Linked DNA regions of Mus musculus: region 2 is linked to region 1. Evidence: chromatin loops called from intact Hi-C (ENCODE). Cell type or tissue: heart. All regions are shown on one strand. Links, peaks and the distances in the headings refer to the core of each region. The heading gives the core; the rest is flanking DNA.

Region 1 (9,770 bases), core at 1,243-9,242:
ATCTAGCCTTAGATGAAAAGAGGTCTGGGAGGCTGGATGGAGCTCAGGCCCAAGAAGCTGCCTCTTCAGCTCTGGGGTACGGGGCGTCTTCTGCCTTCCCTGATCCCCTTTAGTAGGAATGTTGCACTATCACTGGTAAAAGGGCCTGGAGAAGCTGGCAATGGATGCTTCTGCCCTTTATGAAAATCACTTTAATTTACCCCAGATGGGTCTCCTCACTGATAACCTCATGCAACGAGCCCTCTGAATTATGCTTTCCGTGTGAACACACTGGGTTATATTTAGCCACAAATTACGACTGTGTTTAACAAGCACCTTTCCTGCGCAGGGAGGGGGCTGGGCAGCCTCCTGACCTGGTTGGAGAAAATCAGCAACAACAGAATCTAAACCTCCCTGGGAGGAAGCGGCATGGTGGCTGGGGAAGCTGTTTATCCGACTTCAAAGTGGTCTGGGGGTTCTCTCCTTGCTTCTTAAAACTTAGAAGCAGGTCTGTCTGTCTACGCAGCCTTGAAGGGAAACCTGTGCCTCCCACAGGGGTCCCTCCGGCTTGAGCCAGCTTCAATTTAGCAAAGCTCCAGGCTTGGTTTGGAGCGGAGTCAGGGAATGCCTTGGGGAGGATGTTGGCTAGGGGCACAGCCAGGCCTCCAGAGGTGTGTGCAGAAGAGAGGACTCTTAGCAAACTGGGATCCTGAAGTTCTTCCTTTCCTGCTTCTGTGTTTTTGCCCCTTACCTGGGCCTCAGCCCAGCCTCCAGTTGGGAGGGGGCAGGAGCCCACAGATCAGTGCAACACCTCCCGCCCCCTTTACCTCTGTTCCTGGCTAAATAGATGGGCTCTGTTTGAAAGTTCCTTTCTTGGGGGGAGAAGCCTTTTTACCTTGCGATGGGCACCCCCATTCTCTTCTCCTCTCACTCCCAGGCACAGAGCACCAAGCCGGTACCTCTGGGGAATACACGTGTATCTGGGGACAGAACGGAGGACTTGGCCACACTCAGACCCCTTCTCCACAGTATTTCTTTTTGGGCCTCAGTAGGGCTGCTAGGAAGACCCTATGTGGTTGAGAAACCTCAGGGAAGGAGCAAGGATCCTTCTCTTCCAACCAGTACCATGGGGTGGCTTTTGAATTGTAGCACTATGAGAAGGGTGTGTGTGTGTGTGTGTGTGTGTGTGTGTGTGTGTGTCTGTCTATGCCCCAACTATCCTTTCAAATCCTGATTCTAGACTGAGGTTGCAATTCCGCTGTGGGCTCTCTGATGGGAGGAGTGTCAGCCCCTACCCAGGCCCTCCTGTCCCAACCTTCCCCAGCTTGGCTCCAACCTGCAAGCCTCCAACCTGTACTGTCCTCGTGCAAACCCTCTCCCTCCGGGTTCCTTGCCCCTCCAGACCCAAAGCTGCAGCTCTCAGGCTCCAGCCTTGGGCCTGGCCTTTGGACTTGGCCCTTTCACTTCTGGTAGGAAGAATTAAGAGTCAATTTTTTTGTCGTCAAGAAATTGTTTCTAATTTGCCCTCTGACTAATGGCCCAGGGAACAATGGAGAGACACCCAACACACAATTACCCTGCAGAGCAGTGGCGGCTCTGCCGCTGTTCTCTGGCCCAAGCAGGCATTTACAATTTTATGTAACTCGAGATACACCCCCACCCCCTTGTATTAAAAAGTGATTATTTATTCAATGAGTTCACACAGTAGGCTCTCTGTCATTTGGGAGCTGGGAGGCCTAGGCCTGCTTCCAGTCTCCTGCCTTGTAAGGGCAGTGGGGGAATGCTGGAGGAGGTACCAGGGTTTGTGGGTAATGGGCTGCTCCGACTACCGGTTAGTCAGTTGTAATTGAGAGTGCTTGTACGTGTGTGACGTGTGTCGGTGTGTTGTGAGATTCAAACTGTCTTTTTAAATTACATTTATTTATTTTTATGTGTGCCTGCCTGCGTGCTGTGCTGCCTGGCCTGCCTGGCAGAGAGTCAGTTCCCTTCTCCTACCACTGGAGTACCAGGAGATCCTGGGGTCTAAGGCAGGTGATGGGTGTGTTGTGAGGCTCACACACACACATGGATGCTGTGTGAGCCCACAGAACAAGCATGTAGACAGAGCACATGTTCAAAACTGCACAAGTGTTCATGGGCACACACGCTATTGCCTGAAGTCTGATATATGAGCAGCACAGCTGCCTATGTAGGGCATCTGACAGGCTGTGGAGGTGGCCGGTGCATCCAGAGGCCATTGTGCCCTGGGCTAGCGAATGGGTGTTTGTGGTTGCAGCATTAATAACATACAATTTTTTTAAAACTTCAGGTGACAGCAGAGACACCTGTGCAAAGACTGACCTATGGCTTATAGTCCTGTCTCCTCTACTCTTTCTAACACCCCCCCCCCTTTCCCTCTAGTTCCTGCAGTTCCCCACCTAAAGGGTCATGACCCCTTTGGCAAACCTGTGTCTCCAAAAATATTTACATTACAATTCATAACGGTAGCAATACTGCAGTAATGAAGTAGCAACGAAAATAGTTTTATGGTTGAGGGTCACTACAACATGAGGAACTGTATTAAAGGGTCGCAGCATTCGGAAGGGTGAGAAGCACTGCTCTAGAAAGGACCCTGATCCTCACGCCATGTTCTTCTAAAATGAAAAACATTTGTTAGTTTTGGATAGCAGGAAGTCAAGGAGGAAACCAGGATGGTTTGCTCCAAGCAGATAGCGAGCCCAGCCAGACATGCCCGGGCCCGCCCGGGAGGCCGAGCCCTGTGAGAGGAACACGGGAGCTTATTTTGGTCTTGTGGAACTGCCGGGGGCTGTGCGCCCGCGCTGGGCAGCTGCCAGCCTCTGGCGGCATCCAGAGGCGCGTCGGCAGCTATTTGCTGTAACAACTATTTTGAAACAGTATTGAGCGAAGGAGGAAAAAGGCCACTAGACTTAAGTGAATACTGAGGTTAGAGAGGACGCAGAGGTGGGAGCGAGACAGCAAGGAGCCGAGGCCTTTCACACTCTGGGAGCCTTTCGGGGATGTGAGACGACACAGAACGGGGTTGGGGTGGACACAGAACATGGCGGGGTTGGAGACAAATCCTCCTGCCCAGCTTTTAGGGATCCGGCGGTGCTGATCCCCAAGATTCTAAACCGGCTTGAGGAGGAAAGAAACCTCGCGTTCTCGTGTCTAGCAGCAGGCCTGTGTGCAGATGGATTACCGGTGTGCCCTTCTGACCATCTCCACCCGCCCTGGAGGGATAGATCCCACACTTGGAGATCTTCCCGGTCCAGCCTAGAGGACCCGGGTTACGCAAAATCAAAGAGTGGGTGCAAGCTGTCTAGGCGCGCCCCTCCCCCACACTGGCTTCCCGGGTCCCCTCGAGGTTGCAGCAGCTCGGAGGATTGCCACGCTGTGTCCTTGTAGCATCCAATTATTTCTCTCTCTCTCTTTTTTTAAAATCCTTTTCCCTTTTTCTTTTTCTTTTTGAAGGGACGGATGGGGTAAGGGAGAATACTTTAAACGGGGAGATAGATATAAAGATTCCTGGATCGGTAAACAAAATCAGTGAAAGAAAATAGCGAGGAACTCGAATTCCAAGCACTCAGAAAATCTGCGGCTTGCAAGAGATGCTTACACCAACCGAGAACAGGGGCGCTCGCGTTCCGGGGCCTCCCGTTGCCAGCAGCGGTTTCTCCCGAGCCGGGAATCTTCTCTCCGTGCGTGCGAAGCGGGAAACGGCTGCCCGCCGCTGGAGGGACCAGAACAACGGAGCTCACCTCAGGCCAAGCCCGGCCGGCGTTCGCCGTCGGGTCACCACCGAGCCACCGGGAGCCGGAATTCGCGCCCATCCCTCACAGGATGGCCTGATTCAATCGCGTACTGGATCTGCAGGAGATGTGCCTCACCGCAGCTCGTGCGCCCCGGCGCGCAGCAATCACCGCGCTGGAGAGGGCGCAATCCCGGGCTGGCCTCGCGCCTCCACCCCGCAGTCAGGCTTGTGTTCCCCGTCCGGCGGCCTGCGGAGACCCCGGCTTACCTAGAGCGGGCGGCGGCCGAAGCCCAGTCGCTTGCGAGGGGGAAATCCCGGAGTCCCCGCCCGCCGCCCCCATCCTCCCAGGTCAGCGTGGCCCGCAGGGGGCCAGGCCGGCCCGGCAGTGCGCCCGCTTCCCCTTTCTCTTCAGATGCCTTTGATCCCCAAGCTCTCCGCCGCACCTCGGCTCCCGAGCTGCCTGGGTCGGCCCGCGGGGATCCTGGAAACCGTCCCCGGTTTATCTCCTTTCATCAAGCGGCCTTGGGCAGCCTTGAAACCGCGGAGCCAGTAATTGCTTTTTTCAGGAGGCCCGGTGCGGACTGGATAACAGCCAATCAGCGCCTTGTTTACACTTAGTGATGGACAGCCCGCTGGCAAAGTGCCAACCAATCGTGACCGTTTTGCAGAAGCAAGGGAGGCGGGGAAAGAGAGGAGACCACAGATCTCAGATTTAACTCCTTTGTGTCCACGCAGGAAAGAGACTGGAAAAATCCAAAGGAATATAGCTGTGTCGATTGGCATCTACTTAAATACTCCCCCCCAACACACAGAGAAAAAGAGAAGCAGAAATTATGTATTCATCGCCACTAAGACATCACCTCTACTTCTTGAGAATAAATAACATTTGGGTAGGCAACCAAATTCTAACCGAAATATTTGCTTGCAGAATATTTTAAAAGCGCTTTGATTCTGATTATGATAAAGAGAATTGTTTAGAGGCTGTTTTCCATTGTAGAGAGAAATTTGCGAATATGCAGGGACAGGCCCTGAGAAATGCTAAGCATGGTTTTCACACCATGACAACCACCCCTAAAATTATCAAGTGAAGATATTTTTAAAATCTAGGGGCTGATAGAAAAAGTAAATCCTTATCTTGGCAACAGAGCCTCGATTTTCATTTCGATTGTTGCTACGCTGCAAAGTGTGGCGGAGGGAGATAATAATTGAGAGCGGACAGATAGATGGCTGGCGAAGAAAGGTACATCTGCCTCTCGGGCAGGGGGAAGAAGGGCATATATGGAGCCTGTGGGCATGCCTCAGGCAGAAGTGTATTCCTAGTTTGGGTGGGGGGCGCCTGGGAGTGGAGGTACATCAGGGTAACTCAGAATCTGCGCTTGGAAGTTGGGCCTACGTGCAGCAGGTTCTGCCACCTGCCAAACAGACCCTTGGTATGGACAGAGCATCTGGTTTACAGCGTGAGGCTATTTCTTCTTTTTTATTTTGTGCATAAAAACAAATAAAAATGCCCCAAACCTTACACCTGACAAATTATGGAAAAACAAAACCACAAGTCTCCCCTGGACACGGACACCCGTTCTCACTATCCCTAGCTCCTCTCCCGCCCTGCGCCACCACATTCCCATTCAGCAGCAATGATCTGCGCAAAGGAGCTGCGCAGTCGCTGGGCTTGAATTAGGCGCCATCAGGCTTGGTAGTAGCCCTGCTGCTCCCTGATTGGCAGCTCCCTGGCCCGGCGCCAGCCTATTGGGAGGCCTGTTTACGCCGAATGAGTGGCACGAGCTCAGGGCCGTGGAGGGCCGAGCAGCCAATCAGCGCTCGGGCTGCTCCGGGCTGAGTGGCACGAGCTTATTAGTATGCAGGGCCCGTGGCTCGCCGCGCCGGGCTGCAGGTTTGAGAGCCGCTCTGGATGGGCTCGCTAGAGTCGTTGTTGTGGAAGCCGTGCATTCACAGTGCAACAGTCAGCACATTGAAAATACCAATAGGAATACAAACCAAAGTCACATTTACTGATTTAATTGTATTGCATTCAATTGTATCCAGGAAACAGCCTCCAGTAAGTAACTCAAATTGCTTTCATTTTTAATTTTTTTTGCTATTTTTATTATTTTATTATATTATTTTGGTTTTTGGGGGTTTACATTTTTAAGCAAAAGAAATTCAGGATTGTGATGTTAAATAATAGAGCTTCCCTTTTAAAATCCGTTATGATGTTGAAAGGCTTTTTTTTAAAAGATGGACTATATATATGAGTACGATATTTTTTCTTCTGAAAAATTTTATCGATCGGTTTAAAATTCCCCCCGTAATGCGTCCTTGCTTTGCTCTGAGCGCTTGTTGTCTCGATCGACACCCTGCATTAAAAATAAATTATCGAGACAGGACAGAGACCGCCAAGCTTCGTTCAGCAAGAGCCTCGCGGGTAGCCCCGAATGGACAGTCAGTGAGAGCCCAGTTCTGGAGGAACCAGGAGCGAACCCCAATTATTTGCTCCCCCATCTTACTCCCCTCCCCCAGCAATCTTGAATGGGCTCCGCCCGGTCGTTCCGTGGCGCAGGGAACGGTCGGCTCTCCGTGGCCACGGCTTTCCGGGCCTCAGTGAAGGGACAGGAGATTAGAGGGGTACTGGCAGGTTTTCAGGTTCCGCTCCCCACAGACTTAATTCTTTTCAGAACATTTCCCTTTTTTTCCCTCTCTGGGGGAGTTGGGATGGAGGAGGGGGGCTGAACAGTGGGGCGTCTTCATGCTGCGCGTTCTGGGCAGCACGCGGGCTCAGGCCAAGACCCGCGTGGCGTGGTCCGGGGACCGGTCCATTTCCCAGAGCGGGGGTCTTGCACCACCCAGTCCCCGTTCCTAGCTGGGCTGATGGGGGGGGGGCGGGTTTCGCAGGGAGCGGGTTGTGAAGCGACGCTGGAGCCATTCGCTCCCGGCGCGCTCCTGGCTGCGGCCTGGCCTTGCAGGCCCCATTGCGCCCACCCGCGCGGGAAACTCGGCAGGAGGGAGCCCACGGACTCCAGAGCTTGGCCTCCACCGGAGGACAAAGGCGTCTCAGACCCGGCGTTTCGATGCGAAATTTGAAAACAAAGCAAACCTTGAGGAGCTGGGGGTACGAGTGCTGCCCAAGCCTCAGGAGGGTGCACAATTCTGGGGGTCACGCCCAGCCACCCGGGGGAGGATTTCTGGGGTTCGGGTTCTTTAGCTGTGCTCTCGTCGTCGGCTCTCCGGCCGCGCGCGGCTCTCTGCCCGCTGCCACTGTTTCCTCTGGTCCAATCCTGCCCGGGGTCCATTGCGGTGTCTTGTACCGGGGTTTGGCTTGGGGAGGCCTCGGAGCCTCGGGACTCGGCGATCTGCTGCATCTCAGCTTCCGGCCGCGGCTCTCGGTCTGTGGCCTCAGTTTCTGCCCTTACTCGCTCCGTATGGAGCCGGCTTTCCCAGGCCCTGGGCGCGAGCAGACCGGGGCGGCGCGGCAGCTCTCGGGCAGGACAGAACACAAAGAAAAGTCCCCTCTAGTCCGTTCAGAAGCGCAACGGCGGGTACCGGAGACACAACCCACCCCTTGTTTGCGTAGAAAGTCTAGCAGGCTTGAGAGAAAGGCACGAACGAGCCGGCGATCGGCCCGCAGGGGGTGGAGAGTAAAGCCACTGCTTGAGCCCAGAGCCCGCGTCCCGAGAATCGCCGGCAGCCCCCACTTTCGCTCCCACTTTGAAATGTCTTACTGGGGGTGGGGGGCCCAGAACAAAAGCCCAGCGCACACGACTCCCCGGAGGCCGTCGCGAAGCCTTGTACCGCGCGCGCAGCCTCCGACCCCACTCCGGCCCTCGGCGCCTTTGAAGCGGCAGGTTCCTGACCTCCCTCCCCTTCCTCCTTTCCCTTTGTCCTGCTCGGCGCCCTCCGGGGCTCGAGAGGCGCCGGCCTGGGTTGGGGCGCGCAAGTCCCTCTCCATCCCCGGGCAGCCCATCCTCTGACCCCGGCGCCAACAACGCCTCGGCCTTGTTTGAGCCTTCCGCGCCGTGGCTATCGCCGAATAGGCCCGCGCGGTGGAGAAGCGAGTTATTTGTTGGACCCGGGGAGAGTGAAGCTCCCCAGAGGGAAGAGAGCCCCAAACCCCTTTGTATGCAGTTCGAGCACAAAGAAGTCTTTGTGTAGTCCCGTTTATTTACAATGCAAAATTCTCCGAATAAATATTAAAAAAAGCTTATCAGCTGAGCAAATATGTATTCACTTAATACATTATGTTTTCGGTTATAGATTAAATCAGACACAAAATAGTGTGCAAATAAGACAGTGTAGAACCCAGAGCATAAAATATAGCAATTTTAAATGGTATTTACGAAATAGAAAACATCTTAATCGCTTTGTTGTCACGGTGGAATGGCTTTAAAAAAGGTTTTGATTGTCTGCAAAGTTCACAGTTAAGAATATCTCCATTCTATTGGAACTGAGATGAAGTATTAAAACAATGCGTATTTCGGAAATAAGGAGAGAAGTATTCGAAATGGAGGAGGGCCGAGAGATTTTGGTCGCACGTGCATGGTGGTGTACAGTTTATTTCGCTTGCTGGGTTGCTCCTCTCAGAGTTGAAATTGTCTCCGATTTCGCCCGGGAGCAGACTTCCGCGATGGGAGGGGTAGAAGAAAAAGAAGAGGAGGGTCATTTTAAGCCGGCCCTGTCCGAGATGGGTCTGGAAGACCCGAGGACACGGGTCTGCTGGGACCCAGACGCAGGAGAAGGCTGAGCTATGCTTGGTCTGTGCTCCTTTGCAGGGTCGACCTAGGTGCCACGCGAAGACCAGCCTTGGTTAAGTGATCCCGGGCAGGCGCTGAATGGAGAAACATTGTGGCCGATTTGGGAGGCAGAGAGAAAACAATTTCTGACTCTCTGAGCCCCCTCCCTCCCAAACCCCCAATCCGCAGAGGAAGATCCTGGGCGAATTTGATTGGGGGGCGGGGTGATTGTTCCAGCCTCACCGGGAAGCTCCGGGCTCGGGGACAGCAGGCCAGGCACTGCGGCGTAGCGGCCCAGGTGATGCCGGTGGCGGTCGAGGGGCGCCCGGAGCTCCGGGACGCCAGTCTGGGGTTGTGGCACAATGCTGGGGGGGTGCGGGGGGAGGCGGTCCCACTGGGGCTGAGTGGGGGACGACATTCAAAAGAATGGACTGAAAGACGCATGGGGGGGGATGGGAGAGAGGAGAAAAGGAAGGTTATTTTAAAAAGAACTCTTGAGTTACAATCAATAAAATTACTCGCTTAATTAGCATGGTTATTCGGTTAAGCGGAATGTAGTAAAAGCTGGACTTCAGAAAGACGGGCGGGGGTTGGGGGGGGGCCAAGCGTGGACCCAGGGCTTTTTCCTCCGAGACACCTTTGGGCAGCGGGGGAGGGGAGAGGGTGTGCGTGTGTGTGAGTGTGTGTGTGCGCGCGCGTGCGAGTGTGCGTGATGGCTTCGCAGATTTGGGTTTTTATCACCCAGTGGAGCCAGCAGCCTCTTCGCAACGGCGCCTTCGCCGCAGGGACTCTCAGGGACCAGAAAGGGAAGCTGCGCGCAGCGCGGTTGGGTTGCCTCTGGCTCTTGCAGGCCAAGCGTGGCTCGGACGGTGCGTGTGTGCTCGCGGACCCGCGTGCTGGGCGGCTCCAATGACCCGGCGCGTAAGCGTGTGCAGTAGGGAGTCCTCCGAGCGCTCCCAGCCTCGCTGTCCGGTCTGGATGCCACTCGTGTTGGCGCGCGAGGAGGGGGCCGGTAGCGGGAGGGGCGGGTACCCCGGGCGAGAAGAACCCCTAGTCACCAAGTCTCTTTTGCTTGCCTCTGCAGACCATGGACCTGCACGGCGGTCGCCGGCTTGGAGCGCGGCCGCCCGCGGAGAAGCCCAGTCCGCCGGTGTGCTGACCGGCTCGGCTATCTGTGCCTCCGGTGACCCCGGACGCCGCCTCCCGCGCGCCGCTCGCGCACCGCCCGCACTCCGAGTCGTTCCCAGGCCCCGGCCACGCTGCTTGCTGGAGGCGGCGGCGGCGGGCCGGGGCCGGGGCCCGGCATGGATGGCCGA
Region 2 (9,770 bases), core at 961-8,960, 90 kb before region 1:
GAGTCTGGCAAAGTACTCGGGACTCTTCTCAGTCAGATGGCTGGGTAGCTGCTGCACCCCACAGCCAACTCTCCCCTCATGGGATCTGGGAAACTCAGGCCCTTGCCAGTTAGTTAGCAGTAGTTTATTTCCTGGTTAACACAGAACTCTCCCCTCAGCCTAGAGGAACAGTCTACACTAGGTCAGCCATCACTCCTCAGTGGCCAGAAGCAAGAAAAGCAGGCTGCTGACCCACAGCTTCTCCCTTCGCCCCTCCTCCAGGCTACACCCTCAGCCCCACCCCTCCCCCTTCTTTCACCTTGGCAGTACTTACGACTGACAGGCAAAGGACATGCCAAAGATGGGGACACAGCGGAAAACACCTTCCCAGCGAATGTAGCTGACCTGTCGCAGCCACTGCCCACTAAAGAGGCCATGTTTAAGGGAGGACAGCACAATCTAGACCAAGAAGAGAGTGAGACATGGGGTCAGGAGAGAGTAGAAACCGTGCCACAGAGGAGGTACAGGAGACACACAGCTCTTCTCTACATCAAAGCTGGCTTATTCCTGTAGCCTGGGGCTGTCTGAAGGGGCAGGGGCTCCACCTCACCTATGTCCCTGGGCCCTGGCTTAGAACCCAGTCCATGCATGGAGCTGCCTGAGCACTACTGAGAGGTGTACCCAGCTGCAGGGGGGTTCTGCTCCGATGTGGGGCCTCATAGTGGAGAGAGAAGCAGAAGCTCACTCCCTCCCTCAGCCCTGAAACCCGTCTCAGATGACAGGGAGCAGTGCCCTCCATAAGGGCATGTCCTTTATCTCCTTGCCCTGGACAGGCAGACAGCCATCTTTCAGGAGCTCATCCACTGAAGACATGGCTATGAGTCAGGAGTTAACTGTCCCTGGCTGGTCCCCTGCAGCCAGACCAGGGCACAGCTCCTGCAAGCACACTTGGCCCCTGCCCTCAGGAAACCCAGCGTCTTCCCTGGCAGTGAGGGTGAACCCCCAAGGGTTCAGCAGGGTCAGGGAGGAAGGCTAAGGACTCTGGAGGAAGTCCTCACACCCCATCTTCCAGACTATCCCCAAAAAAGCTCATTTAGAAAAGTGACAACTGGCACCATGTGACAAAACACTAGCACATACACCTGGTTCCATGTTCCACATGGAAGTTCTTCCCATAAAACACACAGCCACCTCACTTGCTTTCCAGAGCCTGGGTAAAGGGACTATGGTTTCAAAGCCCCTTCTGGATCCTGCTGTCCAACTGCTCTGCCTCTGGTGCTCACAGACCAGGCATGCACACGGCCTTCACGACATTGCAGTAGTTCTACCACAGGACTCAAAGCCACTTTCCCATAATCCCCCCAAGGTAGCTGATGGCAACAGCAGACTAAGGCGTGGACACATGTGGTTATGGGAAGGACTACGCCACAAACAAGCCCCTCAGCAGTGTCTCCGGTGCTCACCACGAACATGAAGACGGTGTAGAAGAGGAGCGCCATGGCACTGAAGGACTGGATAGAGGCCATCATGTTTCTCTGCAGGCTGAGCGGGAGCACAATGAACAGGGACACTGCGAAGAGCAGGAACACACGGACAGTCCTGGTCACCTGGAAGGGAATCAGCTCTAAGCTCTGAGCTCACTCACTGCCAGGACTCATCTTACCAGTGTGGCCAGGGCAGGAGCCACCACAGGCTGAGGAGCACACTGAGGCCTTAAAGCAGAAGGTGGTGTGGTCAAGTCTGGCAGGTACAGGCTGAAAGCTCCCCTCTCAGTGGCCACGTGGATCAAAGTACTGAACACCTCTGGCCCAGCATGGTCCACCCAGGCTCCACAATGAGACTAGTCAGGACCAAAATATCAGCTACCCAGAGCCAACACGTTACACAGTGTCAGAATGTGGCAAGAGCACGCGGGAACTGCACTGCTCTGGAAAAACCCTGCCCAGCTGGTGCCGGCGGCTGGTGGAAGGAGTCACCACGTCTCCACACAACTCAGAGCTATCTTTACCACAGAAGGAAATTCTGACCCAGATAATTCATCACAAAACTCCAGGCTGGCGTCTACTAAGAAGCACCGATCTGGGGATATCTACCATCTCACTGATCTGCAGCCAGCACGTTTGACTTCCTGGAACCTTCTTCACAGGTGACAGCGAGGCCACAGAGGCTGATACTGCCCATCCTGCAAGTCTCTCAGAACTGCAGGTGAGATATCTGGCCCTGGCACAGATCGGTAGGGTTTTGAGAAAGGACTCAAGTAACTGTGTGAGAGACTGACCCACAACTCTGCTGGACCCAAGGGCAGTGTGGGAGATGGACAGAAAGCCAAAGGGGAAGACACAGACCAGGGCCAGGCTCACAGGCCACTCTCTGCAAAGTCCTCCCACACCATGCAAATCCTACACATATTCACGAGAAGGATCTCCTCAGCTGTCACATTTACAAACTAAAAGTCATCTCCAGCTACCAGGTAAACAAAAACAAAGGAGTCTTCACAAAAAAGACCCCCCAGGGCCATATGCCCACTTTCCCTAGGCGGTCACTGGTTACAGCTCTGCTCCCCAGTAGGGGAGGAAGGTTGTGTGGGGTCCAGTTCACAGGTGGGACCTTCACAGTCAGGGAGTGGCAAGCTTGGAGGATGCACAGAGCTATGTCACAGGCCCTGGGAGCAGTGCCCTCGAGTCTTCCTCAGCAGGGTGGGCCCCAACTCCCAGCCTCAATGTACCGATCAACAGCCCAGCACAGAAGCTGCACGAGGGCCTGGCCTCTTTTGCCTTTTGATGAGCACCGCTGGAAGGCTGAGGCATCTGACCTGCACAATGATTTGCTGTGTCCTACCCCTCCTCCTCCCTGCCTCCACCTTGTACACCATCAGGCTGTATCACAGCCTGCTCTCTCTCTCTCTCTCCCTCTCCTGGTGCCTCTCAGACACTACTCGAGCAAAGTTCTGAAATCCAAGCCAGGGAACTTGAGTGGCTGGCAGGCACAGGTCCCAGGTGGCTTAAGGAAAGGAGGCATCAGGCAGCAACCACAAGGATTAAAACAGACCAGATATCTAACAGTGTCTTACCTGTAATCCAAGCAGCGGAGCAAAGAAGTTGGACCCCAAGTCACCGATCACGACATAGAAGGTAATGCAGGATCCCAGCATCAGCCCAATCATGCTGTGAAGAAAGACACCCAGGGCTCTGAAGTCAGATTTAAGAAGGTGCTGCTTTGTGATCAAAGCTGAGCACCTTTGCAGACTCAAGACTCAGGTACCCCGAGTCTGACACCCAGGACCACATCCAGTTCCTGGGCTTTGCTGACATGGAACTGCCATAAACTGGCTGGGCTGGAGGCAACTGTGACCGTGGGTGTCTGGGGGACCTCCACTGCTCTTGGGGTAAATGCTGAACCATACTCAACTAGTCTCTCTTGGGTAAATACCAAATCACACTTAACTAGTCTCTATGTGCTATCCTAGTTCCCTTCCTCAGGAGCTTCCGAAACTCTTTCAGGTACAGAAATATTAGATAAGTTAAAAGAATAATCAACTGCTTCTAAAAACTGTTTTCTTCTGTGTTCACAATCCCTTGATTAAGAAGCCTAAAAGTGTAATTTTCTGACAAATTTTTCCAACTCATTAAAATTTTACTCTCCAAAAAAAAAAAAAAAGTGGCATTTCAATTTAGAGCCTCCCTTCTGTGGCAGAGTTGGGGACACAATTTACATAACAGCGTTAAGATTACCTGTTCTTGGGGTGGGGGGTTTGTGGAAGGGAGACCGGGAATGGGGATAACATTTGAAATGTAAACAAATACAACGATTAATTTAAAAAAAAAAAAAGATTAGCTATACTGAGAGAGCTATTTTTCTGTACTTCCCAAGTCTCTTATTCTCATGTACATCTTAGCAAGACTTAATAAGGCTTTCGACTTGGACAGCAGTCACTGTGAGGTAAAGTCACAGTGAGCTGACTGTGAGGGACTCCTCAGAAGCACATTAGACGCTGTAAGCTCTCCCCGAGTGACTCAGTGTTCACTCCCTGACAGGCTCCAGTAAGAAGGATGGACTCAGCAGGGCTGCACCACTCACCTGGTCTCCACCAGCATCTTCCCGGCCTTGCCGTAGGCGTGGAACGCTAGAGAAAAGGAAACCGCTCAGTCTGACAGCAACGCACACCCACCGAGAGGCCGGGCGCGGTGGCGCACGCCTTTAATCCCAGCACTCGGGAGGCAGAGGCAGGCGGATTTCTGAGTTTGAGGCCAGTCTGGTCTACAGAGTGAGTTCCAGGACAGCCAGGGCTACACAGAGAAACCCTGTCTCGAAAAAAACAAAAAAACAACAAAAAAAAAAAAAGCCACCGAGAAAAGCTGTGTGCTGCAGTTTGACGAGCATCCGTTTGCTTGAGGTCTCATGGATATAAGGAGATACTTTAAACTCTGGTGCCAGACCTTCTTTAGACCTACCATCCCCAAATGAAACAACACAAGGCAGGAGCAAAGCAAGGAGACACAAGAAAGGGACACACAAGCAAGGGACATACGAGCCAGGAGACACAGACACAAGCAAGGGAGATAAAAAGCAAGGAGACACACACACAAAGAGACACAGACACAGCAGGGAGACACAAGCAAGGGTTTCTGTAGTTTCTTATGAATTATGAAGGGGGAAAACGGAAGCCAGGACCCTGTAAGGTACTGGGTTCTGCTGCGAACAAAACTGCTTGGAGCAGTATGAAAATGGCAGAGCCAGCTCCACTTAGGGACAGGGGAAGAGGGAAAACTTAAGAGGGGTCCAGAAGGTTCAAGCCTCGCCCCAGAGCCCTGCTCCACAAGGATGCTGCTGAGGGCTTCATAGATGTCCTCTGATTGTGACTTACAGAAGGAAACTGAATCTTTGCAAGCATGGCACTCTGGGGAAAGGGAGGAACAAGTCCTCTGAGACTTGCCAGTGCCCAGGACAACCAGGGACAGAGCCCTGATGATGGCTGGCATGCATGGCCACAGCAGTGTCCTACCAGGAAAGAGACCTCCGTCTTTCCTTCCTGACCCAGAACTATTTATTGCCAGCAGATGAGAATAAAAGCTGACTTCACTGGTCCTCAGCGGACCTTTCCAGTTATCTGGTCTCCACCGCTTCCCCCATGGTCCAGCCAGATGAGAGAGCAAAGGAAGTAAGCTCTAGTCTTGTGGAGCAGCCACAGGCAGTGCATGTGACAGGATGGCCTCAGCCTTGTCACAGCCCCAGCTTCCTGCCTCTTGTTTCCTCTCCTACTCTGGGCCAGTGGCCCTCTGAGGTTGGACAGCAGGAAACACATACACTGGGTATGAATGAACCAAACAAAATCCTTGTTACTTCTAACTGAGGAAGAGGCACAGTGTTGGCAAAAAAAAAAAAAAAAAAAAAAGCAGACAGCTGGCACCAGCCTCCGCTTGGCCTGAGAACAGTAAGACTTCAGCCTCCAGGGGTCACTCTGGCCTTTCCCAGACTCAGCTGGGAAGGAACCTAACATACATACCCCTTGAGTTCATCTAGCAAGAATTAAAACACACTTCAGAACGTTACTTGAGGAAATCTCAAAACACTAAAACAACTCCAGAGGTGGTGATATCCATAGCTGCTGCTATGTCACCAAAGGATCCGCTCCAAGTCCTGTGCCAGAACACTCAGCATATGACACGGAGGACCAGCTGGCCAGTGGTGGCACACGCCTTTAGGTCCCAGCGCTTGGTAGGCAGAGGCAGGCAGATCTCTAGGTTCAAGGCCAGCCTAGTCTACAAAGTGGTTTCTAGGACAGCCAGCCTGCCCCAGAAGGTGGAACCTCTGGCCCATTCCCTCTCCATTCTCACTCCTTATTCTCTGACAGGAAAGTGGGTCTCCTGCACACAGAATACTCTGCCCTAGAAGATGCTATTGGAAAATGCAAGTCACCAGCTAGTCAAGAGATCAGCAGGAGGTAGCACTCTCTTCTGCCAGATCACTCTGAGCAAAACCCAGGCCAAGACTAGGCTTTGTGCTGACCTATCTGAGACCCGAGAAACAGGGCCACAGGACAACAGGTAGAACTGACTCTATCCTCCGCCTCTCTGTAACACTCAGCAAGGCAAGAAAGGGGTGCTATTCAAGATAGAACAGATAGGGACAGAGATGAGGCAGGGAGGAGGTTGCTGCTCATGACGACCAGGTAGGCACACATGAGGTAGGGAAGGCTTCAGTTGAGCTACTTCTGGAGGAGGTGGAGAGTGGCCCACAGCCCCGACTGCCGAGGAACACAAGGCCAGCAGCACTGGGCAGGTGCACAGTGAACACTGCCCGCTCCAGGAGGCTCCAACAGCATAGAAACGGGGGTCAGGGGACTCCACCTCACAGTCTTGCTTACCAAACCACATGGCAGGTGCACAGATCACACTGCTCAAGGGCATGCAGGAAGAAATACTCAGCTGCCATGCCCTGGTGGGCACTACTCTAGGCCTATGAAGGATGAGAGGCACTCCAACCGTAGGCCATGGGGACACAGAACCATGGTGACATCCACTATTCACTAATGACACCTTGGGTGGATGCCAACAGTCTCTACTGCTATGGAAGGTGCTTCCCTCCTGGAGCACACACTCCTAGGGTAGGAGAGATTCCCAACAGCCACTGATATGTCTGTGTTGTCTTCTCCCTGACTGAGAAACGCCTCCCTCAGATTTCCTGTAGCAAGTCTGTAGGGCATTTCTTTCATTACTGATTGACGTGGGAGGGCCCGGTTCACTGTGGGCACTGCCGCTCCTGGACGTCCTGAGTTGTACAAGCGAACAAGCTGAGCAAAACATGAAGAGTAACCTAGAAAGAACACTCCTCCCTCCCTCCATGGTCTCTGCTTCACTCCCCGCCCTAACTCTCCTCAGGGATGACCCGAGTGTGGCCTGAGTCATAAGATAAAATAACCCTTTCCTCTCCAACTGGACTTGGCCATGGTGTTTTATCATGCATGAGAAACCCTAACGTGCCTTCTGAGATGAAACGAGCTGGGAACAGAAGCAGGAGGTTTATTTAAAAAAAAAAAAAAATCCAAACTCACTACAGCAAAAACAGACAAAGCAACTGGGTGCCCAAATTCATCAACAACCCCTACTGTGCTATGACTCTGCACCCTGCAGACATTCATCCTCCAGAGCTGGGGGAGAGGGCTATGGGACAGGTCACTGTCACAGCTGCTAATACGGTTAAGACTTAAATGTGAGGAAAAAGGTCCCCAGTCCTCCATCAAGTGCAAATGGTAAACAGGCTCCTTGTTCGAGACATGACTCGACCCTGGAAATTCCTGCCTTCTTCCATAGTCTCCAAGTGAGGACAAGGCCATCTGCCCAACTTATCCACAGAGCGCCTATGCTCATGACCCAACCCAGGACTCACTCTCGTGCACCCACAGACACAGGCCATCCGTCAGGGCTGCTGTACCTTGAGGGAAGAAGGGGCTCACTGAGCCTTCCAAGCACTCTGATGGCTGTGGTACAAAATACACACTGAGGCCTAGCCCATCAAGAGAACGAAGGACAAGCGAGAAGAGGCATCTGTCCAGCTTCCTAAGAGGGCTCCATACTACCTGTAGGACCACCATGCCAGGAGGTGGCACAGTAGGCCCTCCCCTCTGCTGCTCTGGCCCCACACAGTCAGTCTCCCCACCTTGCAGACAAATGGAAACTAGCGCTTAGCTGACAGGCCCAGAAGACTCTTTGGGGACCTGAGAGACTGGGGACCAGGAAGATCAGAACTCCAAGAAACTGCCTAGACATCTGAAAAGCTCTGAAGACCGGGAAGACTGAGGGTTCAGAAGACTGTCTGGGGAGGGGAGGGGGCAGGAGATTGTCTGAGCGCCTAGAAGATTCTATGAGGGCCTATATAAGTAAGCCGCCTTGTTTAGGATCAAATGTGCAAAATCACTGGCACATGGGAATCTGTTGTTTGCAGTGGTTCCAACGTTCAGATATAGCTGGAGCCAGGCAGCAGCATTCACAGGTGGTGTCCATCTGACAGCTTCCCTTGTCTTGCGCATCTGGACAAACTGGTTTCACTTCTCAGGAACTTTTGAAGACTAACTGACTGGCCAACCAACAACTACTAGATGCCATGACCTGCCCAGCCCAGGGTTCACACCTTTCAGGACACAGGAGTCCTAGGCTGGAACTTAGGCAATTGATAGCACAAGACACAGATCTTGGAGGGAAAGGACCATACGCTGCACCTTGGCTCTACACCACCAAGGGCATGCCCCGGGCACCTCACTCCCCAGACTCTAGTAGGGAGCATTTCATCTGGTAGGACAGAACTAGGTCATCTCAGTGTGGGTCAAGTTTACCTGATAAGCCTCACTTCCTCAGGTGGCAGTAAAAGACAGAACACCACTGTCATCAGAAGAGGAAGAGTGGGAAAGCATCCCTTAGGTTCTGAGACTAAGAATCAATTCGAGGCACTGGTGCTGACCGCAAAGCAGATTAGGAAAAAACCCAAAAGGCTACGCTGCAGAAGCCCCACGTGCATCTCTAACGTGGGCCAGGTGGAGGCCGGGCGCCCACCCCTCTGCACGTCACTCCTATTCAGTCGTCAAGAAGTACTTTATTCTGCATTACTTCATTTGCCCCCAAACTCTGTGCCATTTTCTTCTTTGACAGTGAGAGAAGGGAGGAAAGGCCAGGCACACTCAGGTGAGAGCAACACTGCAGCCACACAGGGGCTGCTGGGTGAGGAATCGCCAAGAGGCCAGGAATTCTCTTCTCATATTCTCCCACAAGGCTAAGTCCCAAAAGCAGAAGAGCGGCATTCTCACCCCCATGCCAAAGAGACCCAGCATAAGCTACTTAGCAAAGTCTAAGCCTGGCAGGCAGAGACCCAGGCTTCACATGCTACCAACAAGAGGAGAACAAGACAGTGCGGTCCCCTCAGTGTCCTTGAAGCCAAACCACCCAGAGACAAATAGTAAGTGCTCTGTTTAGTCCCTGTGGCTGGCACTGTTTACAAAGACCTAGAGGGAACAGAACTGCAACCAATGGTCCGGAGAGAGAGGCCCACCCTTTGGGCAGATGGAGCACTGAGTCTCAGCCACACACTGCACTCAAGAGCTTCCTTCGGGGACTTCCAGGAATCTGAAATGTTCCTCTCAGCCACTCAAGGCTTTCAGGAACAGGAAGGCATCAGGTACAGGGAGCCAGAGTCAGCAAGTGAGCGGCAGCTTTGGGCTCGGTGACCCTGCTGGCTTGGAAGGTAAGTGTGCGTCATCTGCACACTACACATCTGCACGGGGCTCAGTGAGGGAGAGGCTGTGGCTCTATACCCTCCCTCTCAGCTCAATTCTAAAGCAGGCAATTTGGGATGGGAGTGGGGTTGGGTTTTGAGATAGGGTTTCTCTGTGTAACCCTGGCTGTCCTAGAACTCACTATGTAGACGAGTCTGGCCTCAATCTCAGGAGATGTACCTCTCTCTCCGACTCCCAAGTGCTGGGATTAAAGGTGTGAACCACCAGGCTTCCTCATTTCTGAACAGTGTTATTAACTGTATGCTTTTGAAAATTATTTTATTCAGCACACAGAAAGCAGAGGCAAGTACAGCTCTGTGAATTCTAGGCCAGTCTGATATACATAGCAAGTTCCAGACCAGACTTCACAGTGAAGCTTTGTCTCAAAAACAACAACAAACTCACAGTATATGTGTGTGTCTGTCTGTACATATATAAAGTCCTGTTCATTACTGTGTGTGCACATGTGTATGGGTGCACACATGCCACACTGAACAAGTGCAGGGCAGAGGACAACGCTGTAACTGGG

The links. Hi-C counts contacts between places; a loop is a spot of excess contacts. Peaks named below come from ENCODE experiments on the same cell type or tissue, not always from the same donor. Only the 100,000 strongest peaks of a DNase experiment are listed, where the experiment ranks them.
Region 2: it touches region 1 in a loop (4-fold over the local background); 2 of 42 quality-filtered maps call a loop at or near these places.

The regions. Positions count from the first base shown.
Region 1 is chr11:120,227,322-120,237,091 of GRCm38, forward strand. Bahcc1 (BAH domain and coiled-coil containing 1) reads left to right here and starts at 5,626. Exons shown (of 28, transcript NM_001347621.2): 1 at 5,626-5,786; 2 at 9,539-9,770. The coding sequence starts at 9,759. 2900052L18Rik (RIKEN cDNA 2900052L18 gene) reads right to left here and starts at 4,296. Exons shown (of 2, transcript NR_151480.1): 1 at 4,174-4,296; 2 at 1-3,977. It overlaps Gm11772 (a long non-coding RNA gene), which reads right to left. Exons shown (of 2, transcript XR_001780401.2): 2 at 7,863-8,885. In heart, for the core only: CTCF peaks have their summits at 1,960, 2,794, 3,878 and 5,363; DNase peaks (open chromatin) are centred at 2,780, 3,230, 4,250, 5,470 and 6 weaker places; H3K4me3 peaks cover 8,000 bases; H3K27ac peaks cover 7,747 bases.
Region 2 is chr11:120,137,544-120,147,313 of GRCm38, forward strand. Slc38a10 (solute carrier family 38, member 10) reads right to left here. Exons shown (of 17, transcript NM_024249.5): 3 at 4,057-4,102; 4 at 3,050-3,143; 5 at 1,443-1,586; 6 at 314-438. Among named protein-coding and RNA genes, the nearest start is that of Gm11769, 8.0 kb to the right of the region's middle. In heart, for the core only: a CTCF peak has its summit at 5,430 (motif pointing right); a DNase peak (open chromatin) is centred at 5,198; H3K27ac peaks cover 5,051 bases.